2 separate regions of the Homo sapiens genome follow, and region 2 is linked to region 1. The links are chromatin loops, found by intact Hi-C in ENCODE. Cell type or tissue: Panc1. All regions are shown on one strand. Links, peaks and the distances in the headings refer to the core of each region. The heading gives the core; the rest is flanking DNA.

Region 1 (16,763 bases), core at 3,146-11,145:
AGCGCACCAGCATGGCACATGTATACATATGTAACTAACCTGCACAATGTGCACATGTACCCTAAAACTTAAAGTATAATTAAAAAAAAAAAAGAAAAGAAAAGAAAAAAAAAAGAAAATGTTTGCCAATCTTTTCTTCTCCTATTACAAAACAAAATGAAAAACAAACCAAAATAACACTGCTGGATTTCTAATGAGATTGTACTGAACCTATAGATCTGTTTGGGGGAGAATCTTTAAAATGCTGAGTCTTGAAATCTACAACCATATTATATTCTTCTTTATTTAGAGCTTTAATTTCTCTCAATAATATTTCATATTGTTCTGTATAGAGACCTTTCAAATAGTTTTTAAAGATTTATTTCCAGGTATTTAAAAATTTTGATTTGATAAATGGTAAAATTTCTTAAATTTTATTTACCTATTATTAGTTGATGTCATACAGAAATACAAGTGATTTTTATTTCTACCTTGTAGGCATAGATCTTGCTAAACACACTTATTAATTCAAGTACTTGATCTATCTATAGATTACTGGGTAGTCTATAATAAACAATGAATTTCAATTTCTTCTTTCCCATTCTCATAAACTTCATGGATTTTTCTTGCCTTATTGCCATGAGCAATGATCTCCAACAGAAAGTTGAACTATACTTAGAGTAGTGGCCATTCTTGTCTTGTTCCCAATATCAATGAGAGAAACTTCAATATTTCACTCTTAAATATAAAGTTTGATGGGTGTTTCTTATATATACACATTATTAGATTAATGGAGTTCTATACTACTTTTATTTCGCTAAGAATTTTTGCTATTACAGTTGTTTTGTTTTTAATCATGAATAGAATGCATATGGAATGTGATAAAATACTTTTATGATTTTCTTCTTTATTCTCTTAATGTGGCATAATACATTGTTTCATTTTCTAAAGTTAAGTCAAATTTAAATGCCTGTAATAATCCCAAATTGAACCTGGACATGTTATTTTAGCTACTTTACATATATAACTGTACTTGATTGCTAATATCTTGTTTCCTTTCTGCTTGTTATCTGGAAAAATATATGAATGGCTTGTACTTTAATTTCTTTAATTAAATGGAAAAAGCCATGCTTCCTTCTCCCAAATATTTGCCCTAAAAATCCAAGTTGCTTTGATACTTCCCTGAAAATTTTGAACAGGTTTTTAAAATACACATTCGTTCCAAATTTTCCAGTTGATTCCAGTAGGAAGGTTGGTCTGAAAATCCCTACTTCACTAGTGACTGAAGAAACTAATATTTTAAATAATTTATTCCTAAACACATTAACAAGAGTTAATGCTCTATAAATCCTGTCTAATTCATCAAGGAAGAAAGTTTGGAGAGTTTTAAGCTCTAGTTAATATAATAACAATAATAAAAATATCATACATATATTGAGTACCAAGTACCATATACTCTAAATATTACCAAGTCAAGGTCAAGGATAGAACTTTTCTTTCATCCAGAAGAAGAAAGAGAAATTCAAGGACTTTAATTTTCAGTGATAAGTCTACTTTTCTAATTTAAAATTGTAGCTAGGTAATGCAAAACATGAAGTATTGAACACACATATTTACCTTGGTTTTCTATTGAAGTACCACTATAGTAACAGTAAGAGATGAAATAGGTATAAATCTATAAGCAGAAATAAAATATGAGAGGAGAAAACACTAACACAATTTTCAGGAGCTGGAGAAAATATGTACACATGTATATTGACTTAGAGGTCTTAGAAATATAAATGTAAGCTGGCAGAGGAGAAGAAGCATAGATTTGCTTAGAAAGGGTGGTGAGTTGGAAAATTAACAGATTATCTTCACAGGATGATCTCTGGGGAGTATGTAAGCTCTCTTCCCCAACAGAAGACTAGATCTTTGAGTTCTGCAAAAGTGAAATGAAAGGAATTCTGGGCTAAAGGTACTCAGGAATTCTGAGTATAAGGATACAATACCAAAACAAGGTAATTATGTGAAAGCGAATATACCGAATATTGAGAGAATAAGTCCTTTTCCTTATCCCCAGTAAGTCAATACCATCCGTATGGATACTCACCTATACAACTACTACCATCAGAAAAGTTCTTTCAACACAAGTAGTTTGGAAGAAAACAACAAAGCAGGGAGGAGGGGAAACCTTATAACTAAAAGGAAAGTTTCAATCCATGAAATACAAATAGGAACACATAAGGATCAAGCTGAGAATAAAATGGATTCTCTGTGAAGTTAAATGTAAGGAAAAAGTGGGAAAAATCTCATCACCAGGTATAAAAGATGTCCCAGATATGGAGTGAAAAACATAAGAAGAAAGAAAAGAAGATGGAAAATAGAAAAAGCAAGAAAAAATAGTAATTCAGAGTTCTGTCTTGGATGTTCAGCATCCAAATAATATTGGTTCTAGAAAGAGAACAACTAAAATAAAGGGTGAAAGTGATTATCAATGAAAATATTCAAGAACAAATGAAGAACGCAAGTTTATGAACATAAATTTATGGTGGAGAATTTGGGAATTGATTAGTTATAGAAATAGAGAAAATGAGGCGGGCGGATATTTGAGGTCAGGAGTTCAAGAGCAGCCTGACCAACATGGTGAAACCCCATCTCTACTAAAATACAAAAATTAGCCAGGCATAGTGACACATGCCTGTAATCCCAGCTACTAGGGAGGCTGAGGCAGGAGAATCACTTGAACCCAGGAGGCAGAGGTTGCAGGGAGCCAAGACTGTGCCACTGCACTCCAGCCTGGGAAACAGAGTGAGACTGTGTCTCAAAATAAATAAATAAATAAATAGAAAGAAAAATAATTAAGTAAGAAAAAAGGCAATTATTAACTCCATGGAAAATAAAAGTTGTTTGGCCTGGTGAGCCTATAAAACCTTTCTCTTTTAAAACTATATTTAAAAATAATATAGACATTATTAATATTGAATTTTCAAATTATATAGTAAGACTATTTCTTAGTATTCAAAAGTAAAGTCAGGCCCAAAGGTCAAGGGAATCACTGAACAAAAGGATCATATTTTTAAAAACAAAATAAATATATAGCTGTTTGGCTGCAAAAATTTAAAAAGCCCAATGTTAAAATTATTCTGACAACACGACAGCTTCCAAATATGGGTATACCTGCTTCAATGTTATAAACTAGTTTAACCCACATTTTTTCCTATTTTTATGCTCATGTCATTTCACTTTATATAGAAACAATTATGCCCACACACGTATTTAGTTAAAAGATCAGAGCAAAGGCATATTATGCAAGATAATTTTTTATATCCAAATTTTTTTTCCTTCCAAAAGATTTGCAAGTTTCTATCTGTTTTCATAATGAATATATCCTACTATACACACTCTGGTGTTTTGCACTTGCCATTATGTGTTGTTGATATGAGCATTATATGATATATGTTATTAATATAAACAATGTAAAATATATTTAGAAAAGGCACTTAAGCTGGAATTTCTTTAATTCACTTTTTTCCACTCTTGTATATTTTGATACTGATTTAATAAACTTTAAAAGCAGAGGTGAAAAAAATCAGCTGCTTAGGTGTGTTTGACATCCAGTTTAATGGAGAGAGATTTTCGCCTTTTATTCATAAGAGAAACAACAATAAGAACAACAAAAGACAGCTTTTCAAAATAAAAAGAGCCCTATAAAGTAGCTCAGAAATTATGGATTTTAGTAATAGCTAGATAAACTGGTGGTGTAATTAATAACCACCCTCTCTTGGTCTTTTTTTTTTTTTCATTGTCAAACTATAGGAAAGTTGACTAGATGGTCTTTAAGGTCTCTTCATTATTAAATCTCATAGTTTCTAAGGTTAATACTGCACAGGGAAGTAACTTTTAACATGTAGCTTACTATTCAGTCTCCATATGTCAGTTATCTACTTTCTGAATATTGATTCCCTATTGATTTTCTCTTTAGTGATACATTTTAAGGAAATGTAAGATAATATAAAAAATTCTTGTTAAATAATTGATAACTTGATAAGCACAAATTCAAAAGTGAATATCATGTATTTTAAAGTCAAAAATATAAAGTTAGTATTATTCAATATCTTAAATAGTTGATGTTATTTTTATATTTTCAAGCACTCATTGACTTTATTTTTACCCATTGACTTTAATACACTTCCATTTAACTATCATTTATTGAGCATATACCTGTTGAAACACACACACACACACACACACACACACACACACTGATGTAGGTGCAAGGGTACAAAAGAGAGCAAAATAAATCCAATTAGGAGATGGCAAGAAGATTCATGATGCAGGGTAAGCCTCAAATGTGGACTAGACTCAATCAAATATACACTGTGGGGAGGCAGGGGGTTGAAACCCAGCAATTGCACATTGTAATCAAAGGGATCAAAGTGGAAAAGTTCAGGGTTTGTCTGATGATAGAAAAGTTAACCCTTGTGACTAGGACATGGTTTGTGCATATGTGTGCAGGTCACAGCCAAAGCAAGCCTGGCAGAGTAGGTTGGGGTCAAACTGTGGAGTCAGATCGGTGTATGCACGCCAAGTTAAGGGTTTCAATTTTACGCATTATGAAATCAGGAACTATCAAAGGGGATTTTTCACTCTGAATCAGAAGAGAAACAGAAAAAAAATAAGTATGTTAGTTGATAAGGTTTTAAGTAAGATGAAAGGAAGTTGCAAGAACATACACTTAATGAGTAAGATGATGATTAAATAGGTAGGTGTTTGGAAAAAAAAACATTATCTGGATTAATTTTTAACTAGAAAACTAGACAAGAGAAACACTGAGCACTGAAGGCCAGCTGAGGTTTTGAGTAGAGCTATAACCCAAAGAATTATATTTTTATTTCACTAAGTCTCTGCCACTCAGTATAGTATAGGAGCAAATAAGTTGAATGTCTGAAATTAAGTGTGAAAAACTAATTGACATCATGGATTATGAGATCAGTTTAAATTTGAAAGGATGGGCAACCAAAAGTCAGCAAGCAAATTCAAGAGGGAGTAAAGTGGGCAAGAGTAAAACAGTTTTAATTTACTTTTATTTCACCTAACATGCATTTATGGGAAGTAATAAGTGTGAAGGAATGTATGTGAACAAATACTAGTTTAATCTAATCCTCATAGTTATCCCATGGGACAGAGACTATTTAATGATCTCAATTTTACAGTTGAGAAAACTGAGTCCTGAGGAAGTTTTAAAAATGAACTCAGATCACTGAGACAGTGAATTCTCAACCTAGGGTTTGCATTCAATCATTATAAATCAAGAGTCAAGGTTTTTAATTATTGTACTATGCAATAATTAAATTAAAAGTAGGAAAGTGAGAAGTTAAGTGAACATAGGCTGGGATCAAAGTAAAATTGACAGTTTAGTTTTGGAATAATAGCAGTTCTCGACAGTTACAAGGCTTGGAGTATTGTAACAGAAGTGAATGGCTGAAAGAAAATGGAGGCAAAGCCACAGGATTTGAGGGTAAAAGAGAGGTTGTTGACTTTCCCTAAAGTACTATGGAGCACTTGAAGTTAGAAGGGCAAATCAGCCCTGAGACCATGTCCTTGTTCATTCACAGAGGCTGTTGGTAATTGGTACCAACAAGGAGAGATAAAAATGGAATTCCCCACAACCCCAACACACACAGGCACACATGCACGTATGCATGCATGCAAAAGCACACATCCAAGGGTAACAAACACCTTCTACCTGATAGAGCCTTGGGACGGGAAGGTCCTCAGAGAGAAGAATTAGGATTGCATAAAGGAAATAAAGCTGAAGACATGGCTTATATGGTAAGTCCTCAATATGATTGCTAGATACTGGGAAACTGTGACTTCAAGCAAAACAATGTACAGAGGGTTCTCGAATAACACCCTTTCCTTCTATGACATTTTGTTATAACATTGATAAGCAAAAAGTGGTTTTGTTATATACATTTCTCAACTTCAAGTCACAGCTTCCAAAACCCTATTGAGGATGTTAAGTGAGGACTTCCTGTAATCAGTAAAACATTTGGGAACTTTTGTTTGTTATTCTTTAACGGAATAAGCTTTATAATAAACATGGTGTAAATACCTGGCAGAAAAGACAGGCAATGGAAAGTGGCGGGAGGCACTGAATAGATTTTAAAAATATTTGGGGAAACAAAGTATTACTTATATAAACATTGACAACAGTGTAATTCGTTTATCTAATAACCCAGGTAAAATACCTAACAAATACTGCCACTATTCATCAACTCCAGGAAAAACAACTGTTGTGTCAGGTGAATTCCTTGTGTATATGTGTTTTCACTGGACAGAAGGAATTGCATAAGCCAGTGCTTCTCAAAATGTGATCCCTAGAACAATAGCATCCGCATCACCTGGAAACTTGTTAGAAATGCACATTTTCAGATCCCACCCCAGGCCAGCTGAATCAGATATACCAGTCCTGCAGGTGACTCTGATGTGTGATAAAGTTTGAGAACCTCTAACCTAAATCAAATTTCTTTCTGCTTAGCTACCCTGGAAGTATGAGCCAAATTCAACATTGACCTGCAAAAGTTAATTTTAGGTACTTGTTCACATCTGTTTCTGTGTTAATTATAATTGCTTTTTCTTATTTTCATTCTTCTGGTCTATATTGTATTTAGTAAATTGTAATCCTTTTGGAGTATTTATTAAACTAACAATCAACACAAATTTTTGAAGTCTTACTGACAATTTGTTTTTAAAAATCTGTAACTGTAAAATAATACATGTTAGTAACTTTTACATATGCAATTTTAGAAGGGTAAACATATGTGGTAAATTGTTAAGAAAGTGGATGAGGAAGATTGATTGTTATTTAATTGACACAGGAAAGAGCCAGGCATTGGCATTAAAAAAGAAAAAGAAAGAAAACCAAACTTCGGATGATTCTGATGTATAGCCAGGGTAAGAATCACCAGATTAGAAGATAGGAGAAAAGAGACCTACGGCATCATGTATTTTGAAGAGTTTGGTGAAAATGATAGTGATAATTCTGGGCCATAACAAGACTGCCTATAAGAAGAGTCTGAAGAAATGGTTTAAAACAAAAGGAAAAGGCAATGCATCTAGTGTAAGCTTGAAAAAAAGCTGGGAAACTCAAAGAAAAAAACAGAGAGAAGGGGGTTGAGAACACTAAAGAAAAGTAAATGGCAGGTCAGTGGATGAGATTCATCATGTCTTTTTGAATAGTGTGGTGAGTCAACATTCTATCTGCAACTGTAGACAAAATCTATGTGGGTTCAAGGATGCACATGGAAAACTCAAAAGCATTCTTCTTAGGAATTCCACCTAAAAAGCAATATACATCCAGCTGACCTAGAAATAGTTAAACAGCAAGACTAAATACCATCTTGGGGAGGATGGATGGGGCCTTTATTCATTTTCAGATGTGGAAAAAATGTTTGTCTTTATATGTTTATAATCATCCCAAATGTGCTCCTGATAACACCTGAGCAAACTTTCTCTCTGGCTGTCACTTCAATAGAAATTCACTGAACATTAATATTTACTTTGGAATGAGACAGATTTCTGTAAGTTCTTAGGAATACAAAATAAATCTTGAAATGCAAATATTGAACATTTATGAATAATAAATATATATTTAAAGATGATATTCATATGGTTTATTCATAACCTAAGCATGTGTGACTCTTAAATAATCACATTACAGTAAATCCTTTATGGGAAGAAGAAATATTATCAAAAAGTTACTACTAAATTTAACTAAAAATGCCCCCCAATAATAATTCTGAGACGTCATGATTATTTACATTTGCTTCAGAAGTGTTAAAGTTTAGATTTGTTATCTTCACTATCATTCTAGTAGCAAGCATTTTTCATTAAATTTACCATATCTTATATAATCAAATTTATCAGGTTATTGAGTAAGCTGCCAGGACTATATTTAGAAAGAACCTCAGAGATAGAATAGATGATCAAATGATCAGGTTTAGAGTAAATGCTTGAAAAATATTTTCTTATATTGCAATGAGTATAGTTAGCCACCAGAGAGAGCTCAGTCACTATGTTTTATTAAAGACAGTAATTATTTACTTTCAACTGAATAGAAATTCTCTATCCGCCATGTCCTAAATTTAAGAAACAAAGCTATTGTTTAATGATTTATAATATCCAGAATCAAATACTATAAATGACACTTTCAGGTTTAGCATTTGAGGAATAATGTGTCTCTGCCAACAAGAGTGTTAGTGCTGAAGATTGCAAGGGAGATTTCCACTGGGGAAAAGGTGCAGGTTGCATATTTACAGGCAATTTTCTTACTCACTAATGGGAAGGTTTCTTCACACACTAGAAATACATGCTTTATGAAAACAACACAAAGGCTATTTTCTAATAGCATCTTGTTAACTCCAGAGAACTGAGGAACAGCTTTTTAAAGTCATATGACAAACATAGGAAATAATCAGTAGTAAATGGAACTTGATAAATAAGAACCTGAAATTAATAGATCTTAATATCTTTTGTCTGATCCTCAGCAGGAGGAAATTTTTACTATTAAGCAGGATCACTTTATTCAACAAAAATTATACAACTATACTAATGCAATTTTAAGTTAATCAATATCCAGTCCTTTCTCCTGCCCCCAATCACGATAAGTAAACAAAATGAAGAAACACATACACTCAAGCTTATCCTCAGGTCTTCCTCTTTCAAGCAGAGACAGGTAACAGACAATGTCCTTCAGATGGATTACTTCTGGGGAACACGTATTTGCAGGAGAAGTAGTCCGGGGAGGGGTGATGGCACCTTTATTCATTCTCAGACCTGGAAAAAAAATTGTCTTTATATTTTGTTAATTATTTACAGTGATCTCAAACAGAAAACAAATTAAGAAAATAGAGAACACACAGGCTACATAGAAATTTATATTTTTTAGGCATAGAATAACCAAATTCTCTGTAAGATCGGTACAGCAGCTAGACATAGCCTACGACTGTTGTAGATGAAGGAGAGTTCTTTGGGATCCACAGACATGGCACTGCCCTATCAGCCACGGATGGTATTTGGGTCAGAATAATATTACCCTAGGTGAGTTGGTACACATTTGAATGCTTGAAGACCCACTTCCCTATTCCACTTTTCTGTGCTTTAGGTAGTGACAGCTATAAATCATTTGGGAAGATATTTAAAATGGACTTTTTCACAAAATACTAAAGAAAAAAATGTCAGTCTTTCACAATATAATTTCTCTATTCATAATAAGTAATCATCCATTCATAAAGTCATATATTTGTTTCAAATATTTGCCAATACCATGAAGAAGACATCCTTTTTTACCATCAAGGGACTTGCCCAGGAGTAAGAATAAAGAGAACATAAGCAAAACTCTGGATAAACATGATGGATATTAGAGAGGTAAAAACATATGAGTGGTTTGGTTTTTAAATGGTTCTGACTTTATTTCTGAAACCCATTATCTGTGTCTGTTCTATCACAAGGATATAGGTTGCTTATTACCTGTCTGGTGATAATCTAACCGAAATATGTTCACAGTAACTTGTTAGTTCTGTCTTACCCAGAAGCCACTGAAGTCAGATTGTGTGTATCTGACAAGGCCTGAAGATAAACCGCAATTATCCCTTGAGGGATATATGGCATTTTTAGAGGTATTTGGGAGAAATAACTAATGGGTTGAGTGGCTACTAGATTCCTAATCAACCAGGAGCTACTGTAAGGAATAATTTGAACCAAACACAGTTCTAGAACCCTGTTCTTAGCACAGATCTACCTGACTGCGTATGTCTCACTCTACTTTAGTTTTTCAATTTGTAACTTTCCATGAATACCTATCACCTCGTCAAGCCATCTCAAGATTCCCAGGCATATAATTCAATGTGTTGTGATATGTCCCAAGTTAGTTTTATCATTGGTGATGTTGTCACTAATAAAGGGAACTATTTACTGAGTGCCTAATATGTGGCTGAAATCATGGTAGTAGCTTTAACACATATTATCTCACATTATTCTTACGTGAACGCTGTGAGGTAGAGTGCATTTTCCCCACTTTACAGATTAGGGACCGTCTTACAGATTTTAACTTCCCAGAGTTTCATAACCAGCAAGACAAATCCATCTTCCTGTTTCTACAGTGGTAGCTTACAAACTATTTTTGTTCAAGGCCAATCATAAAAGTGTAAGAAAAATAATTTACATCTTAACACAGCACACACACACGCACGCACGCACACACACGCACACACACATTAGTGGGATTCATAATTGCCCAAATATTTTCTTTTCTATATTAACCTACTCATATTCTATCCTATTCTGAAAATTTTTCTCAAACACCATCTAAATTGAGTTTACTAGCCACCAATGGATCAAAAATCACAGTCTGAAAAAACACGGCTTTGGGTCTTTCCATCCTTTTTTATTTTTAATTTTTTTTATTTTTTTGAGATGGAGTCTCGCTCTGTAACCCAGGGGCTGGAGTGCAATGGTGCGATCTTGGCTCACTGCAACCTCTGCCTCCTGGGTTCAAGTGATTCTCCTGCCTCAGCCTCCTGAGTAGCTGGGATTACTGGTGCGGGACACCACGCCCGGCTGATTTGTGTGTGTGTGTGTGTGTGTGTGTGTGTGTGTGTGTGTGTGTGTATGTTTAGTAGAGATGGTGTTTCACCATGTTGGTCAGGCTGGTCTCGAATTCCTGACCTCATGATCCATCCACGTCGGCCTCCCAAAGTGCTGGGATTACAGGCGTGAGCCACCATGCCCGGCCCCTTTCTTTTTAAAATGAAGTCTTATTTATTTCAAATGTGGCTTTATGTTTTACATTAATTCTACTTCTGTTTATAAAGTTATCAACAGAGACATATATTGTAAACGGAATTTCCTTTTTAATAGAAGTATCAGTGTATGTCTAATACAAACTAATAGTTATTTATGAACCAAAGAAGGCAGGGAATTGAAGACAATCCTGAGCTTTAAAAAAAAAAAAAAAAAGACCGGAATAATTGAAACTAGCCAACTAAAGCTTAGCCAGCTGCAGGAATAAGCAGTTCCAACTTATGATAAAAAACATTTTGGCGCTGACCCTTGACATGACCATAACTTTCAGACTTGGAGAACACAGCACTTGAATTATGGTCGGATAAGCTATGACCTAACTCATCCTGCTGATGAGCTAATCCTCTTTTCCAATGTTTCCCCCTGTGGTACTGAAATGATTTAATCAGCTTGATTTAACTCCTTTATAGAAAAATTCAGAACAAAACAAAAAAGAAAGAAAAGAATATGCTCTGACATTTATTTGAAAGAAAGCCAAATATATTATAGATCTTCACTTATTTAGAACATGGCATGACCATTTGTACTTATACAACTAAGGTAGATGGTGTTTAATTATCAGCTTTCACCATACTGAACACAAACAATTGAGAACGTAAGGATCACATAATTTTGTCTTTTCTGTATGTAATGTATAAATCGAGTATGAATGTACACATATAATTTGTATTTAGCATCACGTTTTTGAAGGAATATGCTACTGTACTAAAATTATTTTTGTTTGGAAAAATGAGTAATATTTTCCATTTTCTTTTCATGAAATATTGTTAACTGAACACTTAAAGCTGTATCATGTATTTATCACATGGAATACGGTTAAATGAATATTTAAAGCTGTATCATGTATTTATTTCCATGAAATATTATTAACTGAATATTAAAGCTGTATCACATATTTAATTGTGTCACAGTTTTACATTTAAATAGCTTAAAGCTTATATAAAAGAAATATGGGCATATATTCAATCTATACATTGAAGAACTAATCAACTCTTCCTTAAGTCCAATAGCAGCCAAATTTGAGAGGTAAAATATATATTTTTGGAATGATTTATAGAGTGCACTGAAGAAGAAGATAAAATGTCAAAGACCTTTTATTATTATTACTTGATAAAAAGAAAATTGTAGAACAGGACTTAATTCTTTAAAACTATTCTTTTTTAAAAAGTTTGAGGCTCACAACAAAATTGAGACTGTACAGAGATTGAACACTGCTTTATATCTTTCCTTCATTTTCTTCACTCAAGTCTTGCTTACTTCAAATATCTCTCTGTGTTTCACATTAATTCTACTTCTGTTTATAAAGTTATTACCCACTACACATGCATATTCCTCCCCACTACCAACATTCTCCACCAAAGTAGTACGTTAGTTACAACTGGTTAAACTACATTGACACCTCATTACTATCCAATCTCTATAATATACATTAGGGTTCTCTTTTTGTTGTATATTCTATGAGTTTGGACAGGTGTATAATGAAGTGTCTACCATTATAGTGTCTTTCAGAGAAGTTTCACTGCCCTAAAATATTTCTACTCTGTTTATTTATCTCTGCCCTCCCAACAATCTCTGAACCTTTCATTTTCTCCCGGATTTTGCCTTTCCCATAGTGTCATAGAGCTGAAATCATACAGACTGGCTATTTAGACTGGCTTTTTTCTGTTATTAATATGCATTTACATTTCCTCCATGTCTTCTTATGGCCTGATAGCTCATTTCTTTTTATCACTGAATAACATTGCATTGTCTGGATGTACTACAGTTTATGCATTCATCAACTTGATTAAATTTTGAGGTGTTTAATTAATAAAAAAGCTTGGCCAGGCACCGGAACTCATGCCTGCAATCCCAGCACTTTGGGAAGCCGAGGTGGGAGGATCACAAGGTGAAGAGATCGAGAACATCCTGGCCAACATGGTGAAACCTCGTCTCTACTAAAAATACAAAAATTAGCTGGGCGCGGTGGTACATGCTTGTAGTCCCAGATACTTGGGAGGTTGAGGCAGGAGAATCGCTGGAACCCAGGAGGTGGAGGTTGCAGTGAGCCAAGATCATGCCACTGCACTCCAGCCTGGGCGGCAGAGTGAAACTGTCTCAAAAATAAATAAATAAATAAATAAAAATAAAAAAACTCACAGATTTATTCCTGCTCCTACCACCTCCCCAAGATCAGCCCACTTTTTTTAAATGTTTCTTTATATTATATTTTCATTTAGTTTTCTGAAAGCAGACCCTGGTCCTCAATCTATCTCCACAGGAGTTATTTTTACACCCTACTCTACCCTTTATTTATTTATTTATTTATTTATTCATTTTTTTTTCTTTTGCCCTTTCCCTAAATCTGGCTGAAGCTCACTACTTATCTTCCTCGATTGCAGTTCACTACCCTGAAAAAAGTCCTTTTTCCTTTTAAGAAGTTTGCACTAATCTAATGGTTATTCAGAAGCTTAGGAGACAACATGTACGGCAACCAAAAAGTTGCAAGCCTGACTTCTTGACTACAGCTGAGATGGTAAAATGATAACATGAAATAGTAAGTGAGATCCTTTCTAGCAGCAATAGCCTCTGGTGAGGAAGCTCAAAATTCTATTTTTAATTAACAAAGGCCAATTTTACACACCCAGTCATCAGTGAAATTCTCTCTTTACAACTAAAATGAAACATAAAGCTGGGCAAAACAAAAGGGTTTGTTTGTTTTTTGGCCTCAAGTGATCAGAGCTAAATATTGCTTCAGAGTAAATATTGCAATTGACACTTAAAGTAGTATAATCTGCAGATTCTTCTACTTGCCCTAGGCTATACTACTTTAAATATTTCATCACAAAAGTGAAGCAAATGTGTGTGTGTGTATATATATGTGTGTGTGTGTGTATATACACATACACACACATATATATGTGTATGTATATACTACAATAGTACAAAATAAAGTGAAAAGTAAGCATTGTAATTAGAGCGTATTAGTCTTTTAGGAATAATTATCTTGTACTTAGCATTTATTTCTGTTAAAATAAGTTCATTATATATACACATACATACATACACACATACACATTCTTTTCTTCAAAGCTTTAGTTATAAAAAGTAGTTAGCATTAGTCATATCGAATGTTGCCTATGATTATCACATTTCTAAGCACATGATTTTCATTATACTCCAATCTAGACACTTCATTTCTTGAAACAATAACCTCAAAAGTTGTATTTAATAGATAATTTTAATTCCAGCTTCAGGTTCAATTATTAGCAGATAAGTTTTGGGTAGCTGTTAAATTAGTGCCTCTGGTCCAGTTTGTTTCATTTTCAAACACTTGCATTTCATATAATGTAAACAGTGACATTTTCTCTATTTCTTAATGAAATAGTCAAAAACAATAACATGGATCACATTTCTAAATTTATAAGGCAATACAACACTGGCAATTTAGCTTTTTCTTTTAAAATATTGGTTCAATTTACAGAAACGTATCAGATTTATTTATCACATAGTATAATTATATTTCCAACATCCATACTATTGGTCATAATGAGTAGCATAGATAATCAGAATAAAAATAGTTGATATTAGTATTGTCATATATTTCATGATTTTTACACTTAATCTTTCAACTATGCTTGTTGTAGTATATTATAATTATCTTTCATTCTTTATGTTTACCCAAACCGGCAGCAAAATTAGGTAGATGGCATTTTCAGTGAATAAGAAATGTAATAGAGATGGTGATTCCTTATAAAGAGAAGACAGACTGTGAGATACAGTCCCTGATATGAAACTGGGATCAGACAAACCTCTCTGAGAACATACTCTGGTTTTCATCTGTTTGGACATTGGCAAAAACCCCAAACAAGCAATTACAGGGAGAAGGACTTAAAGTATAGGTCTTTGGGGATAACGTTTTAAGAGCAGAGTAACCTCTGTGAAGGAACAACATTAATAACAGCTCTGGTTGTGTGCAAACAATACTTTTGTACAGTGGTCTTATTTGACCCTACAATTCTGTTTTAAAGATGAGAAAGTGGAAAGTCAGTAAGTAAACTGTTCGTGATCATATACCAGTCAGTCAACGGAGCAAAAAGGTGAAGACAAATCATCTCATTCCAAACTTTGGACTCTTTTTAAAAGCAGTAAAAATGAGATCTGTCTACACCAGTGTTATCCAATAAAATTTTCTGAAGGCTGAGTTCAGTGGTTCACACCTGTAATCCTAGTGTTTTGGGAGGCCAAGGCAAAAAGATCATTTGAGTCCAGGAGTTTGAGCCCAACCTGGGCAAAATAGGGAAACTTCATCTCTATAAAAAAAAATTTTTAATTACCCATTTGGGGTGGCATGCATTTGTAGTCCCAGCTACCTAGGGGGCTGAGCAAGAGGATCACTTGAGCCCAGCAATTCAAAGTTACAGTAAGCTATGATCACACCACTGCAGTCTGGGCAACAAACAGAGCAAGATTCTGTCTCTTGAAAACAAAAAACAGAAAACAAAAAACAAAAAAACTTTCTGCACTCTTCAATACAATAAAATTAACTACCTATGTCTATTTGACCAAAATTATTAATGAATTTAAATTTAAATAGCAGTGGATAGCTAGTGGCTACCATATCAGGTTGTGCAGGCTCTATACTGTATGCAGATGGATAATTGAAAGTTATTTAAATTATTCTCAGTAATTTGAATATATATAAGTATGGGACAAAAATAATTAAACCACCACATATTAAAAGAGCCCATGATGCCAAATTTTCTGTATTTATCACATGAAAAGAAATTCCAATAATCTCCTTAAATTTCACTGTACAGATATTGTTCAGAATGTATAATATCTTTAAAACAAAAAGGATATGTTGATTTTTTTTTTTTTGAGATAGGGTCTCACTCTCTGATGCCCAGGCTGGAGTGCAGTGGCATGTTCACTACAACCTCCACCTCCAGGGTTCAAGAGATTCTCCCACCTCAGCCTCCAAGAAGCTGGAATTACAGGTGTCAGCCACCACATCCAGCTAATTTTTGTATTTTTTGGTAGAGACGGAGTTTCACCATGTTGGCCAGGCTGGTCTCAAACTCCCGACCTCAAGTGATCTCTGTACCTCAGCCTCCCAAAGTGCTGGGATTACAGGGGTGAGCAACCACGCGCAACCAATATGTTGAAATTGAACTTTATGCTATGTATGCACACCAAAACATTGAAACATAATTTATTTAATGAATAATGGTAATGACTGGCATTTATTAAGCATTTATAATGTACACAATACTATTTCAAATGAAGTACATGTATCCTGTTTTTCTTCAGTCTCACAATAGTTAATAAAATACATACACATATTATCCCCATTTTACATCTAAGAAAACAGAGGAGAGAACAAGTTGCACAGGTACGACTCAAAATGCAGTCTGAATTGGAGTTTTATTATTTATTTATTTTTATTTATTTATTTATTTATTTTTGAGATGGAGTCTCACTCTGTCGCCCAGACTGGAGTGCAGTGGCGCAATCTGGGCTCATGGCAACCTCTGCCTCCCAGGTTCAAGCGATTCTCCTGCCTCAGCCTCCCAGGTAGCTGGGATTATAGGCACCTGCCACCACACCCAGCTAATTTTTGTATTTTTAGTAGAGACGGGGTTTTTTTATGTTGGCCAGGCTGGTTTCTAACTCCTGACCTCAGGTGATCCATGGCCTCCCAAAGTGCTGGGATTACAGACGTGAGCCACCGTGCCCGGCCAGAATCGGAGTTTTATACTCTAAGCATGATTCTGTGAGGCTGGACAGAGAAAAATAAATCAGAGGAAACTGTCTTCTGCCTCTCAATAAAAGACCTTTGTTTTAAGAGTCTGGTTTTCAAGACTCTTAAGGGTGGATACATTGATTAAATCATAAACATTTGAAAGAAAATTAGAAACCATAGCCAGAGCTAAGAACTCTAAATTTTCATCTTCCAT
Region 2 (16,763 bases), core at 4,058-12,057, 590 kb after region 1:
AAAATAGACTTCTACGTAACTTCCATGTTATCCTACAAGCCCTAAGTTTATCTGACTAAATTACAAGTTCCAGACTGGGAACATATGAAAGGATGTAAGACAAGTGCCTTACTCATTTGTCTAACCACATAGAATTTTTCCAACTAGAAGCGTGATATTAACAGTTTCTTCCCTGTGCACCATCGTTGAAGTCCAGATGGACTGGACTGTACCGTCACAGCTAAATTCCCTTGCTCACAGTGCCATCCTTTCCAAGAGAAGACAGCCACTCTTTTCTCACCTCCTTGTTAAATAAAGTCTTCCTCATGGTTTACATCATGGTTTTTATCCTCCTTATTTAATAGTATAAATAACATTTGTAATAATAAGCATAATAACAGCAATACAAACACATTATAAAAGGACATAATTAAGAAGTAACTAGTGGAGATACTTAACAAATGTAAATTCTGTTAGTCCCTCTCTACCCCAAACCACAATGTAGGTACTTTATTTCACTTTTCCAAATTAGGAAACTGGTGTTCAGGAAGACCAAATAACTTGCTGCAGTAACACAACTACAAATTTAGCTGAGCGGAAATTTGTCCTTGAGTCTTAAAGAAGCCAAAGCTAGTGTTTTGTGGTTCTTTCTTCCATTTTTCCACATCATCATAACCTTCCTAGGATCCTTCAGCTAGAACAAATCTCTTTTCCGTTTCTCAAATGTACTTTGAATGTGAATTTTAGGCTACCTTGTATAATATTACGGCTATTCATACCTCTCTTTCTCATACCACCTAGCCATCTCTCTCTGTCTCTCTCTCTCTCACACACACAGACACAATCAGTACAGAGAAGAAAATATTTGCTCAACAAATACCTGCTGAACTGACCTAAAGAGAATTCCAATTAACCTATCACCAGTAACCCTTTCTTAGCTGTTTTAATTTCAGTATGAAAGATAGCATAAGTACGAAATCCCCCGAATCTACCATCAAAGACCAACCCTACTGACACAGAACTGTAAAAAATGTAGAGCAGTGAAAATGGAAAATAATTTTAATACTTCTAAAGGACAAGAGTACATAAATCCTAGGTGGTGCTACATTTTACTATTGTAGTTATTGGCATTATGGAATAAAGTTTTAAATGGACTTTTTTCAAGTCAAATATCATTACAGAAATGGGGCTATAACTGTACACTGTGGTAAATTTTCAGCATCTAATGACTCATGAGTGCTTGCCAAAACATGCAGATTTTGAAAGAAAAAGTTCAACTCTTTTTTGATTTACTACAGAGTAAATCACAGAAAAGTTAGTGTTGCATTTGGCCACGAAGTTGAGAATAAGATACAGAAATTAGCAAAATAAAAATATCTAACTAGCTTAATCCTTTTCCTGGGAAAAGAAAAATATCTAACTAGCATACCCCCCTTCCTGGGAAACTTTGATCACTACCCTGTGAAAGGTTTTCAAACAATTATGAATGTATTTGCTCTAAGAATATTTCCATGAAATTATTGTCATATATGGAAAGAGAATTATATGCATTTAATGAGTTGACTGGAAAGTAGGCAAACATGAGTGAATGAGGTTTGTATAAAGAATAAATAATAGATATTGAACTAACATAAAATCCAAATAGCCAGGAAGGCTATTCTTATTGGTTAAATATTTCTTATTACAAAGAATGCTGAATTCAATGTTCAAAAGAAATGTTTTAGTCCATTTGTAAGATCATTACCGTCTAAAGGCAATACTTTAATTCTAGGTAAGTCAGTAACATATCCCATTAAAGGGAGCCATACAAATTTATGTCCTCTGTGTTTTGAAGAGGACATGTTATAAACAAACATATTATGTTATGTTATGTCCTCTTTGTTTATCTTTAAAACTGAGAAACAGATAGACTACTTGTGTATAACAAGCATCATACTGGCAGAAAATAACAAGTTTCCTTATAATTGTATTAATGTGATAAAAAATGCAGTAAGAATATTTAATTAGCTCAACACATAATTTTAGCTATATCGTCTACTAAATCAGCTTTCTCCCGTCTTAATCATTTGCCTTCATACCACTTCAATCATTCAACCAATGTGATCAACTGTATCCTCTAATTATCTCATACCTCTTTTATGATTTTCTTGTGTGTCTGTGTGTGTTTGTTTTTGAGACAGGGTCTCACTCTGTCACCAAGGTTGAAGTGCAGTGGCACAATCATGGCTCACTGCAGCCTTGACCTCCTGGGCTCAGGTGATCCTCTCACCTAAGCCTCCCAAGTAGCTGAGACTACAGATTACAGGTGTGTGCCAACATGCTCAGATTATTTGTGTATTTTTTGAAGAGACTGGGTTTCTCCATGTTGCCCAGACTAGTCTTGAACCCCTGGGCTTCAACAATTCACCAGCCTCAGCCTCCCAAAGTGCTGGAATTACAGGGATGAGCCACCACACTCAGTCTATGTTTTTCTATATCAAGCCACTCATTAATTTTAAGCTATAGCCTATTAATTGTCATACCTGCCTCCAATCTAATAGAGAAACAATGACCATTCTATTCTTTTGTCTAAAATTTATTACTACTGATTTGGAATACAACTGCTTTAGTATAACATATCTTCTGATTTTCTTATTGTCCACCCCTCTAATTCATCACTCTTTGTCTCGCTCACAGTCAACTATTTTCATTTACCTTAACTCCCCGTGATATTTCACACCTCATGTCTGTTCTCGTTATTGTCCCCCAGGACTCCCTACTTTGTGATTTCTAAGTATCTTTCAAGACTCAGCTCAAGTGTTACCTCTTTTTGAAATTCATCTCTAGCCACTCTTTCATCAACACCCCAGTAGTTGGATTCTTCTTCTCATGCATCTTTTAAGGTTAGCTAGAACTAAAATTCAAAGTGTGTTTTTTGCTACATATGAGTTATTTACTCTGAACAAGTTAACCTCACTATGCATCAGTTATCTCATCTGTATAATAAATATAATAATATAATAACAATATAATATAAAGGTTATTGCTTCAGTGAAAGTAAAGTACATTGCCCAAAATATTTAGGTCTTTTTCTCTGACCTGTGCTGTTTATACTTATGTAATACTGGTAAGAGTGGTTTGCCCTAATTTATTTTTTGTGTCCCCGAGCAGACTCTCTGAACACCTTGAGAGAAAATATGTAGTAAATTACTCAACTCTATCTCAGCACCTAATCTATGAGTACTAAGGACTGATATCCATTTCTCATGCGAGCATTCACTAAGGGCTAATGCTGTGTTTCATGGATTGGAAGTATATATTATATGGCCAGGTGCGGTGGCTCATGTCTGTAATTCTAGCACTTTGGGAGGCCAAGGCGGGCAGATTGCCTGAGCTCAGGAGTTCTAGAGCAGCCTAGGCAACACGGTGAAACCCAGTCTCTACTAAAATACAAAAGATATTAGCTGGGTATGGTGGCACACACCTGTAGTTCCAGCTACTTGGGAGGCTGAGGCAGGAGAATTGCTCGAACCCGGGAGGTGGAGGTTTCAGTGAGCCAATATTGAGCCACTGCACTCCAGCCTGGGAGACAGAGCAAGACTCTGTCTACATACACACACACACACACACACACACACACACACACACACACACACACACACACACACAGTATGTTTTGTGTTCAACATATCCTTTCCTCTTACTTAGCAGACAAGAACATGTAAAGAACAGACTATATGGGCAAATAGTTACAGAGGGAAGAAAGCTGTGAATACTATTAAATAGAAACTGACCAAAGCATGGAATTTGAGAAGAGAAAAATATTTCCATCTTGACAGGGTGGAAGAATGGAGGAAAAATAGAATTGGAAGTAATAGAAAGGAAATGAGGAAGATTTTAAGGAGTCTATAGCATTTGAGTTGATACTTGGAAAGATAGCTAGGATTGGAACAAAGAGATACCCAAGAGATCAAGTTAGAAATATCAGATAGAGGGGAAAAAATTAAAGCACAGTGAGGGAAGTGCTGAGTATGTTTAGTTGCTAGCAAATAAGTCTACTAAAGTTCACAATAGCAAAACTGGTTAGTGTCTTTCACCAACAAACATAGAGTCCAGATTGATGGTTTGGCAGCTTAACCAAATTTGGGTATGTTGAACATCAAAGCATATTCTTAGGCATAGCAGCTACGTGATGGGATTAAATTATCACAGTTGTACTGACATCTTCAAAGCCTTGAACAAGTGGCTGACACATTCATTGTTATTTAATTAAGGTGAAGAAAACTGAAAAAAAAATCAAGAAAATGCTTGCTACAGTTATTTTAAAACCCTTAAAGAGTGAAAGCACAGAAATAACCTTCAAAAGAAAGCAGCAATTTTTCTTCTTGCTGGTATCATTTAAATACAACACTCATACTACACTCAAATGTGAATAGTAACAGAGCATTACCTCATCTGATGAATGGAAGAAGCTATTTTTCTACCGCTAACTGGCATGAGAAAGAGTAAAACTCCTGGAGGAAATTAGCAAATCTTAAAGGTGTGGATGACATTCTGTAGCACTGCTTGTCCAAAAAAAATGACACAAATTACAGCACTGAACTCTAAAGCCAAACAACAGCAAGCACTCTCTCCATGGCAAAATGTACTTTTTTCCTAGGATTAATCTCCAAACATGCCAAAATTTTAGTGTCAATTTGCTGTATATTACAAGCATCACTAAGGAATCAGCTGAATCTATCTGTCTCTCTCTTAAATAGACACACACATATACACAGAGGAACTTTCTACTGGAGAACATAAGAAAACACCTTTTTATGCTCCAGAAAACAATCATACATTTAAGAAATCTTTTCTATATTTATATTATTTCAGTGATTGCATGTGTTTGTGGGTGAAATTAAAAGTGTTATTGATACTAATTTAAAAGCAAATGCTGGCCGGGCGCGGTGGCTCATGCCTGTAATCCCAACACTTTTGGAGGCCAAGGCAGGTGGATCACTTGAGGTCAGGAGTTCGAGACCAGGCTGGCCAACATGCTGAAACTCCCTCTCTACTAAAAATACAAAAATTAGCTAGGTGTGGTGGCACATGCCTGTAATCCCAGCAACTCGGGAGGCTGTGGCAGAAGAATCACGTGAACCCAGAAAGCAGAGGTTGCAGTGAGCCAAGATCACGCCACTGCACTCCAGCCTGGGAGACAGAGAGAGCTTCAGTCTCAGGAAAAAAAAAAGAAAGCAAATGCTGAATATGTTCTCAAAATGAAGGCAAATACTGTTTGCTTGTTTTTTTTTAAACCAACTAAAATTATACAACTAGTTCTCAATACATTTTCTAAAACCAATACAATAAGTGGTAATTTAAAAATCTATACAGATGAATATGTAAGCAAAAGCATAGGAATGCTAAAAGGCTGAATTCACAGTGTTGAAGGTCCACGATACTTTTAGAGGATAATAGAAATGTTTTAATTTTCATTTCTTTTAAAAACCCAAGAAAAAATGACTATAATAATATTGGATACATAACAGTGAAACCAATCTGAATTACATACATCTTTTTAGAAACACTGTTGTATAATATAATATTTTTACTGTTAAATTTTTAACAGCTGAATAATTTTTTATTATATAGAAATGGGCTCAAGAAGGGCTCAAGAAGGCAAAAGTGCCTAAGGCTCATGAAAGTCAAAATGTCATCCTGCCTGAAGTTACTTCTGGTGCTGAAAGAAGGGAAATAGTATCAGAGGAGAATAAGTAAAGAGAGCTCCTCAACTTTTTCTTAATGTTTTATTTACTTAAAATATGTTAAGTGGATATAGTATAATGAGATTTGATAAAACCCTTTGTGGTACATACAAGTTTGCCTGTTTTTGCTAGCATTTTGTTTTATAATAATTCACAATCAAAACATTAATTATCCTTTTGAGTCAATGAATTAATTGGTACTTATTAGATTTTTAAGGATAAAATTTGATAATTTCTCTTGAAGATAAACTATTAGTTTGGTCTTCATCAAATATTTTTTACCTCTGAAATAAACATTCTTTGGGAAAAAATGTGTCACATCATGAGAAATTTGATTTTAATTTACAGAATTCTTCTTCTAACCAAAAATTAGACCATGAACTTTCTTCAAAAATTATATTGGTTATGGACTTTTAACAGGGTATGAATAAAGTTGGGGTCTAATAAAGTTGGTATGGCAATAAAAGGTATACAGTATTTCCACCAGATTTTATTTCAAAATTTATTATTTTGTTCTAACTCTAGAACTTAATAAGAACAAACTTCAAAATATAATACAGAAATTAAAATGCAAAGGTTCCTTAAAGATTAAAATCTTTGAAAATGACAATTAAAAAATACATAAATCAAGGAGACTGGCATAGAGCTTTTAGCGCAGTACTTGTTACAAAGCAGGTATTTATTTTCTAATATATTAGCTGTTTTCAATTTAAAAGTCTATTTTCACTAGACTGTAAACTCCATGAAGAGAAGCCTTTTTGTTTTGTTTTGTTCATTGCTGTACCTCCATCATATGGTACGGTTGCTGGAATACAGTATGTGTTCAATTCATGTAAGTCATGGAGCAGTCAACTAGAGTTAAGCTTCATAAAGATAGGACTGAAGCCATGAAATTGTTACTGAGAGTAATAATTTCTGCAGGCATTACATCTTGACTATGTTTGTAAAAAATAAAGTCAGGAAAAGTATCTATATATTTGTAATCAGTACAAAACCACTGCAAACTTGGTTGTATTCAGTGAGTAAATCTAAAGGATCTTGAAAGCTGAATGTCTGGGATGGTCAATGAAAACCCAGGAGGAACAATCCACACAGGGAGAACAGAATTAATTGTATTCTTACAGCCATTTCTCAAAAGACAGCTCAAAATGCAGATGGTTTTGAAAAAAAAGTGCAGCCCACAGATGATATTAAGATGGCGGCACAGATGCAGAGAGAAATGTATCTTAATAGTGACTTTATAATATGCTGAAAATACCAAGGAGTTTTCAGAATGGTACATTCAAATTATAAAATAGTATCTATCCCCTAAATTTTAATTAAATGTCAGATTTTCTGTATTTTTGGCTTATTTTTGTATTTAAGATACATTAGGTAAAAATAAAGATCTTTTTTAACATAGAAAAATACTAGCAAGATGAATGTCTAATTGTGTATTTGGCATCAAACAAGGAAGAGAATGGAAAAACAGAAAAAAAAAAGAGAGAGAAGGGGTGGTGAACATCTGGGGTGGTTTCTTTTCTGGAAACAGGAACAAGGTCATATCCCACCCAGTGAGAAGAAATGACCCCCTAAAAAATGTAAGTGATCTTGCTTGACCTGTGACGCGAGCATGGGGATGACCTCGGCTGTTTAACTGCAATGTGTGTTTCTTGTTAGAAAAAGTGAGAGAGTTGTGCTCTGCCATAAAAGAATGTGAGGAATATGAAGGTGCTAAAAAGCAGAAGAAGGAAGTGGAGCATGGGGAACTTGATACAAGCTATGGAAAAATGAAATATTAAGTTAGCCCTGACTTTAGAAATGTTTGGTAGAAAAGAAAGATACAAGGAAATACATGTATGTATACTCTTGTATGTTTACCCCCACACACAGCACATACACATATATTCTTGTTGCTGTGTTTAATTGTGAGGATCAATTCTTTCTCTGATAATCTCTTAAACTTTTATCGTTAAAATCATGATATAGACCTGGAAGAGAATAGGTCTGTGGGTATATCTCTAATAGCTCAAAATATCCAATACGATTTTCCATGAACTCCTAGAGGCCCAAGTCTAAAATAACAAACTTGTGTTAGTTCAATTTTCAGTCCTTTTACATATAACAATGCCACGTCAATGCCTTTATGCAATGCTTGACGGCATCCTCTTAATTTTTTATTCTATGAAATAAGTGGGCTCTCTGCTCAAAATATTAATAGCTGGAAAATTCCCCCATTACAATACAAATGAAAGTTAACTTTAAATGTCTTGACCTACATAAACTCCTAACATTTGTTTCATCTTTTAAAGTCTCTTTCATCCCTTTCTCTTCTCCAGCTCTCTCGATCCCCTCAACTCCCTTGAGGTCTTCTCCACAGAGCCCCATTATTTAATAACAGCGTACCCAGCAAACAGCTGTGGAAGGGAAGAATTGGATTGAAATTCAAGGCCAAACCAGGACAGAAATTTTGGGTACAATCTCAAATCTGTTGGTATAAAGAAAACTGAAAATTTTTGAGTTTTCAATTTTGCTATTACTAAATGGTGGTGATTTAGGGTTTGTTACATCAGTTTTATTACAGAAATATAAGGAAGATAAAGTGGAAAGATTTGGGTTTGTCAAGTTATTTGTAATAAAAATCTTATTTATTCAGTTTCGTTATGAGTCAAGGGTTCGGTTTATCTGTTTCAAAAGTCCCTGATTCGTACTTTATAGGGCCATGATTTGTCAACAGTCCAATGAACTCAAATAAACCGACATATTTATTTTATAGGATGTTGTCTGCATGAATGGAGATGAAATTACTAGTAAATTGTCAACTAAAAAATACAGAACTGGAAAATGATAAGCCTTCCTCTAAGCCCACCATCATATATTCTCATGAAAATCTGAGGCATTATTATTATTCTTTCAGTTACACACAATGTTTAAGAAGAAAGTCAACTATAACAAATGATTTAGTTAAATCTTGGAGAGCACACTGGATAAAAATTTTCTCTTGCTTCCCCCTTCCCCCAGGGTTTCCCTCCTGCCATCTCAAAGCAGGATGAGCTAGTTGACATTGAGTAGTTAAAATCAAACTTAATATTAAGAATATATAGTTATATTTGAAATATATAAATAAAAGTGTTACTAGAAGTGATTATCCAGTAACTTGTGGTAGCACCTATCTTAGGTACTTATTCATCATCTCACCATGGATTTTCTCCTTATTTTCCTTTTACCATCCTGCTATTCTCCACCAGAGGGCAGGCAGGGGCAAGGACAAGGCAACCTTGTCAGGCAATCTGGTTAAAAAAAAAAAAAAAAAAGTTTGATAGGACAGGAAGTGAAAAATATTGCCTAAAATAAGGTTTGAAGATTATCTGCCAATTTTGTATATTTTTCCATATCCCCATCTCTCCTTGATATGGAAAAATGAGGATTGGCACTTATTGTGAGCAATTTGAGTAAAGTATTTTCCGTGCATCTGGGTTCACTGGTGAAACATGAATGATCAAAGTTCAACATGTTGCATCAATTTCTTTTCACCTGGCAAAATGAGTTTTTGTGCCAGTTTTTAAACCTTGTGTTTTCTGTAGTTACTTCCTGTGAGTCGAATGGTTATATTAAATATGAGTAACAATTTATAATTTTACTCTGACAGAAATTACTTCAAAATTACATTCCTATATATATATTTATATGATTTGGCTGTATATCTGATCTAGAATTTGTAAAGAAGATCTGGATTTTACTGTAGACATGCAACTAATTTACTAGGGTACTATAGTTATATAAGCAACTCGGTTTCTACTGTGTCATTATAAATGAAGACTAGAATTCTAGAGAAATCATACGGAAGATTCTGTGAACTGTACTTGTTTTTCCTCCAGAAAGGCACTAAGAATGTGTAATGAATCATTAGTAAAATGGCACTATGGGTACATGAACGAACCTAAAAGAACAAATCTTTTTTTAAAGACTGATTTCATTTTAAAATTCCAGATAACAAAATTTTAAAGCAACCAAAAAATCAAGTATCTTATTTTTTTCTGGTAATTCATAAATTCTAAACATTTAAATATGACTAACATAAATTTTATGGTAACTATAAAAAGTGTATCTTTTGATTAAGAAAAACTTTAAAGAATAATTTAAAGGCTAACAGATTGCATCCTTCAATATCTACTTTAATTAACCGACTGCCATTACTCACTTTACATTTCCTTTCACATCACATTGTACTCATCTTAAATGGAATCAAAACTTTGACATGCACTGACATTGACTTCATTAAATGCAACGTTTTGACATTTTTGAAGGTCTTTTTTTATTTCATACTAATAAATGGAAAGGGTTTTGAATTTCAATGGCTGAAAGGAAGTCAGATTTTAGTTATATGAATCCAGGGTAACTTCATTCATGGATCAAAAAGACCCCTTGGGGCTTACAAAATCTTTATTATTTTCAAGCTACAAAAAAATAGTTTGGTAGAGAACTGGATAATAGGAAACATATTCTTCTGCAATCAATGCACTTTGGGGTGGTTTCCAGCTGTGAGACAGTCACTCAAACTTAAAAGTTCTCCAAAGTTCTCCTTGGCCTGGAGCCCAATTTCACTTATAACAGAATATGACTGTGTAAAAAAAAAAAAGCATTACAAAATATGGCAATTTGTGTTACCTTGCTAAAAAGTTAATATGGTTTATGGCACTATTAAGGATTGTTAATGCTTCAAATAGTTAGATTTTAATGTTTAGAATTAGCACAATTTAAGTTTTCACCTACTATTTTAGATTGTACTAGTTCTTATAGGCTGAGGAATATGTCCCTAAACTAAGATTTCTACTTTATTATGCTAAGTATGCCACATTGGAAAGGGCTGTTGGAGAAACATAAATTATTCAGTTAGTGTATAAAATATTATTACAATAAGTTATAATCATAACAGAGGTAATGAACTCTTTGTATAAAATAGTTTGCAATATTAAATGCATACGTTACAATCATGAGAAATAATCATTAAAGCATACTGAATTTTGGTGAATTTTAATATAGAAAGTTGTACAAAGATCTACACTTAAAATTATTCAAAAACGAAATAATTATAAAGTGATTCCAAAAAATAAGTTTCCATTTGTAATTTTGCAGTTCACCCATCACTAATAGGACAAATCTACTAGTAATGATGATGACATTCATATATTACAATATCTTATTATCCAGTCTAGTTATCTAGTTGTTAACAGTCTTGTGAGAGGTGAGGACATAATTTATATTCCCTTATGACAGACTGTTCTGCGGCCATAAAACGTGGGAATCCTTGTTTGACATGACTTGTCTTCAAAAGCCAAGCCCATCTATTTGGAAGAAACCTTGAATCACCAATTTTATCACATGGTAAAAAGTTAAAATAGGCATTTACCATTACTTATAAATATAGTTCAAAATATTTAATCTAAAAGTGACAGTGCCAGTGGTGAATAAAACTTTATTTAGATGGGCTAATCAATTAAACTCTAAAAGAACAGGACTCTAGTTGATTTGTTTTAAAACTAGTAAGGATGTTCTGAAATAAATCAGTAAAGTATACTAGTTTTTTTTTTCTTATGAAGCCTATAAGAAGGACACTATAATTACCTAATCATATAATTGTATTAAAGCAAGGAACAATAAAACATTTCCCAAGGTGATTGCTTCTATGCATATAGTTTCAATTACTATCTTCAAACTGACACTCAAATTTACACCTCCAGCTCTCACCTAGTTTCCTAAGTTACAGATTTGCAACTGAGATTTGGATATCTCACAGTAAACATGCCCACAAACAAACTCAGTATCTCTCCTTTCAGATCTTTGCCTTTTCCTGGGTCTCCATCTCAGTGCAAATATGGACTCACCAATTCAGAAATTTACAAGACTAAATAAGACCCATACCTCCTTCATATCCCACCTCTGAGCAATCAGTAAACAAGTGTGATGGAGTTTTTATTTTATGTCTCTCTCTTGTCAATCCTATTAGTTCCTAACGCCTAATGGTTTGACCTAACTCTATTCTCTCCCCACTTTCTAAATACCTGGAATTTCCCCACAAGCTTCAATACCTCCAGGCTTGCTGGTCCTCACTACACCCCTTCAGTTTTCCATCCATTACCCACAGGCTGCCAGGAAACATTTCCAAAAGAGCAAATCTATTTATGTCATTTCTTTATTTAAAGTATGTCTGTTCTAATTTCAGAATGGAGTAAATTCTGCTTATCCTGTATGTTCATCCCTTAACAATCAGACTTTTACCCCTCACACAAGCACCATCAATCCAAATCCTTGGTTACTCTCTGAATATAAATAATTTGTTATAAATTTGCATATTTTTTCCTATTTAAAAATTTATCCTTGTTCCTTTCACTACTGACCTTACCCCCACACTTCTTTTTTAAGGTTTTGCTCATTCACCTCATTTGAGAAGACTTTTCTGACCTGCCAATGTCAGATTTCACCTCTATACTCTTACAGCGTTTGCTTACTATCTACCTACATCATGGTGTTTTTCACTATGCACAGTAACTGTTTGTTGTCTCATTTGCTTGTATTAACTCATTTGCTTGTCATATTTGCTTGTCTCATTTGTTTGTCTCAATTTACTGTAAGCTTTCTAAAAACAAGATTTATGCCTTTAAATTATTTTTCACCAGAGCAATGTTTCACCAAAATGTTAAACAATGAAACCACTTAAAACTTTTCTGTAACCAAAGCTCTTGGATTTTCCTGTATCTGTTGATATATTATTACAGCACATATAATGAAAATATAACAACTAATGTGTTATGTTTTATAATTCTCAAAGGCCTTCACATAACTCTTGGAAGCCACCAGTGTTTTTTACATATTGTGGATAAAGAAACAAAGTTTCGCAATGGTTAAATAATTTACCTAAACACATTCAGTCAATGTATGGTAAAACAGATTCAATCCAATTTGTTAGACTTCAAAGTCCAGACTTGTGGTTGGTCAAATGGAGTGATTTGGTTTGAATTCACAACTTAAACGCTTACTATTTGTTAATGGTAAGCAACTTTACTACTCATGCAATTATCCCAAGTATTCAGGCACTGGGCTGAAACCATTTGCTCCATCAGCCACATCAAGCAATAGTTCATCAGCAATAGTTCCTTAGACTAGTTATTCATTAAACACTCAGTATGAAAGAGACATGGCCTTTATAGGAAGACAAGCCCTGCTAAAAATCCTTTGGGGGAACATCTTAATTGCAACTACAGGCACACGTAATGAAGAACTATCGTTATCCTTACTGAGCAGTTTTACAGACAGGCAAGCTGAGTAGGGCCAACATTTTTTTTCCATAGGAGTACATCTCCAAATTTTTGAGTAGGTACCAATAAAAAAGATGATCAGCAGAGGGGAAATACTTTATACATTCTTAACAGCTCTCTGTGTTGTGAGAATCTTCAAATGTATCAAAAGAGTTATAAAACAAACTTTCTGGGTGGGATAAAACTAAGCCAACTTTGAAGTCCAGTGCCCTATTGAAATGTACTTTTCTCCATTTCCCCTAAGCGTCAACATAAGATCTCATCTAGCCAATGTAAGTCAGGTGTTGTTTTCATTGAATTTTATTTTTAAAGAGATATGCAAAATGTTAGAAAAGACAGGTCCCTAATTATTAGTTTTCTATATAATGTAGTAATATTGTAGGTGCATATATATGTATGTGTAGATTTGTGTATATATCCTCTCTAAAATAGACTATTAGAGAGAAAATAACCTTAGTTATTATTATATTTATTCCTCATCATTTTAGAGAGAATACAAATAAAGCCCAGAGAAGTTAACTGGCTTGCCTAATGTCCCTCAATCAAAGATCATTATGCCATTTAATAAACATTGTTCCCCATCTTTAATAAATATGTTATCTATTGGAAAGTATACTGGCTCCAGGTTCAGCAGAAGTAAGGTTTAATTTTCCCAATATCATCTTTGCAGGTTTCCAAATTAGCACTATATACATTTATATCCCTTCAGCTTCATATAAATTTTATGATGAAAAAATATATCATATTCTGTCTGGAAGGAAATATTTGCTCATCATGGTGTGTCACAGGATTCCACTCCCAAGCTCCCCACATGCTTAGTGCCTGTTCTTTCTGGATTAGCAGCTGCTATGAGCAAACACATAGCAGTGAGGCTGACGAACTTGGCACACTTTAAATAGATCAAGTTTGGTTTTAATTTAAAGAATAATTTGATTCAGTAATGTTATTTAAACAAATGCAAAAGTGCTCAAAAAAATCACATGTAGTAAATGATCAAAGCTGTGGTTATTCAGGTTTTTATTTGCTAAAAATATCAAGATAACATTTTTAGCAAAAATTTCATTCTTAGCTGCATGACTCTGGAGTAAGGGGCCCCTGCAAAAAAAATTCAGTTTCTATCCTTTGCCAGAAATAAACATATTTGGTTTCCATTTGGAAAATTTTGTCTTTTAGCTTTAAATCAATCTGGATTTAAGGTAAGGAGTATCAGTTACTAATACTAAAAAACAAAATTAAATAATTGGATCAGACAAAAAAGTCCTTATTTTCCTATATCATGTTATTATAATATTTTAAGTAATAATGTGTCTAATTAGAAATTTGGAAATTATATTTTTGTTATTTTCATACTTTTAATATTTAACTACATTCTTTATAAAATGAGGGAGTGCTTCTATTTCTGGTAAGGCAGAGTATACTATTATCCTATTGCTGCTGTTTCAAATAGCCACAAACTTAATGGCTTAAAAACAACACAAATTAATTTTTTACAGTTCTGGAGGTCAGAAGTCTGAAATGGGCCTCACTGTTCGAAAATCAAGGTGTTGGCAGGGCTGTGTTCCTTTCTGGTGGCACTAAGGGAGAATCTGTTTCTTTGCTTTTTCCAGCTTCTAGAGGCTGCCCGCATTCTTTGGCTCATGGCCCTCTTCCATCTTCGCAGGAGTAATAGTGAGTCCTTCTCAGATCACCTCACTCTGACTCTCCCGCCTCCCTCTTCCATTTCTAAAAACACTTCTGACGGCATGAGGCCCACCTGGACAATGTAGGATGATCTCCACATCTCAAGGTCAGCTGATTTGCAACTTAACATATTCACAGGTCTGGGAATTAAAACATGGACATATTTGGGGGACCGTTATTCTGCTTCCAACACAAGGTGAACAACTCTGCTACTAAAAACAAAACCAAAAATGCTAGATTAAAAAAAAATTATCAAAAGCACTGAAGAGCTAACTAGAGAATTATAGAGCCCCAAATCCAAACAAATATGGAAACTCATATAGCGCAAAAGCTACTTTTTGGCTGAGGACATCTGTGCTCTAGTAGAGGTGACATTTTTGACATTTTCACTTAGAAAAATAAGTAAAAATCCAGGAAACATGCCAGGTTGGGAATCTAACAGAAAACCCTCCCCACATTAAGCTGGAACCTTAAATGATCCTATCCTACCTTTCCAAAACCAAGTTAGTACAGAGAAAGTTGCTTAGGCCTGAGCAGAGGTAGTAAAAAAAAAAAATTTCAAGAAGCTGCAATCGCAAACCAATCCGGGCTCAGATGTGCAGCCAAGTTTGTATCAGTTAGGTGGACCTAACATCTGCTTTGGTAAAACCTCCAGCTGCCTGACCAAAGCAAATACAAATTCCCTCTGGAGGAAGTCACCATCATTCTATGTCTTAATAAACCGCTATATAAATTTTTAAAAATCAGGGACCAATACAAAATAGGAGGTAATAAATTTCACAAGAAAACAAAGCATTTAAGTGAGAACACACACAAACAGTGGAAAATAGAAATTGATCTGTTGAAATTATCAGACATATATTCTAAAATAATTCCACTGGCTATATGTAAATAAAAGATACATTTGAATCTATTTTTAGGGAAAATTATGCTAAAAATGATATATTTTAAGAAGACAGAGATGCTAGTAATAAAAATTACAATAACCAAAAACTGAAAGTAAATGGATGGGTTTAATATCAGATTGTAAAACCAAATTAGATACACCTGAAGAAAGCATTTGTGAGCTGTTATGAAACTCTCCAAATGCATCACTGGGAGAAAAAAATAGATGAAAAATGAAAAAGAGAATGAGACAGGGAGAGAGAGAAAGAAAGAGAAACAAACTTAAGAGACATGGAAGATAAGAGTTGAGAAAGTCTAACAAACATGTAATTAGAGTTCCAAAAGGAAAAAGAAAGAGAACTGGGTAGAGGCAATATCAGAAGAGTAAAAAGCTGGAAGTCTTCTAGGACTGATATAAAAATACAATTTAATAGCTTCAAGAAGCCAGATGAATTCCAAGCATGATAAATAAAAAGAAAGCCAAGCCTAAGTACATAATATTAAAACAACAAAACACTAAAGACAAAAAGGAAATGTTTTAAGTTGCCAGAACAAGGGGAAAATAAAAGGCAAGTTTCCTTTAAGTAATTGAGTGTTAGAATGAGGGCTGACCTCTCAAGGGAGTCATGGAAATCACAGGACAATCAAATGTATCTTTAGTGTGCCCAAAAAAAACAGCTGCCATTGTAGAATTCTATACCCAGTGCATGGCGGGGGCGGTGGGGGGAGGTTATCAGGGGGAGGGACAGGGCTGTGGTGGAAATCTTTCAAGAATAAAGTTATAAAGTTGTGAATCAAAGTATTTTAAGACAAACAAAAACTGAAGAGTTTACTGCTATCAGACACTCACTAAAAGAATTTTGTTTTTTCCCCCCGAGACAGAGTCTTGCTCTGTCGCCCAGGCTGGAGTGCACTGGCAATGATGTCTGCTCACTGCAACCTCTGCCTCCTGGGCTCAAGAGCCTCCTGAGTAGCTGGGACCACAGCTGAGCACCACCATGCCCAGCCAATTTTTATATTTTTAGTAAAGACAGGGTTTTGCCATGTTGCCCAGGATGGTCTCAAACTCCCGAACTCAAGCAGTCCACCCACCTCGGCCTCCCAAAGTGCTGGGATTACAGACATGAGCCACCACATGCAGCCAAGAATTTCTGAATAATGAATTTCATCAGAAGAAAAGTGATCTAATATACAAGGT

The links. Peaks named below come from ENCODE experiments on the same cell type or tissue, not always from the same donor. Only the 100,000 strongest peaks of a DNase experiment are listed, where the experiment ranks them.
Region 2: a loop joins it to region 1, with 3 times the contacts of the local background. A loop is called at or near these places in 13 of 110 quality-filtered maps.

The regions. Positions count from the first base shown.
Region 1 is chr7:14,709,887-14,726,649 of GRCh38, forward strand. DGKB (diacylglycerol kinase beta) reads right to left here. Exons shown (of 26, transcript NM_001350709.2): 6 at 8,656-8,799. Among named protein-coding and RNA genes, the nearest start is that of DGKB, 180 kb to the right of the region's middle. RefSeq lists an enhancer at 4,565-4,624. In Panc1, for the core only: CTCF peaks have their summits at 8,046 (motif pointing right) and 8,247; no DNase peak of the experiment used is centred there.
Region 2 is chr7:15,296,261-15,313,023 of GRCh38, forward strand. All of the region lies in intron 12 of AGMO (alkylglycerol monooxygenase), which reads right to left. It overlaps LOC124901592 (a long non-coding RNA gene), which reads left to right. Exons shown (of 3, transcript XR_007060218.1): 2 at 14,608-14,786; 3 at 16,448-16,490. Among named protein-coding and RNA genes, the nearest start is that of AGMO, 260 kb to the right of the region's middle. In Panc1, for the core only: CTCF peaks have their summits at 8,935 (motif pointing right) and 9,138; a DNase peak (open chromatin) is centred at 8,961.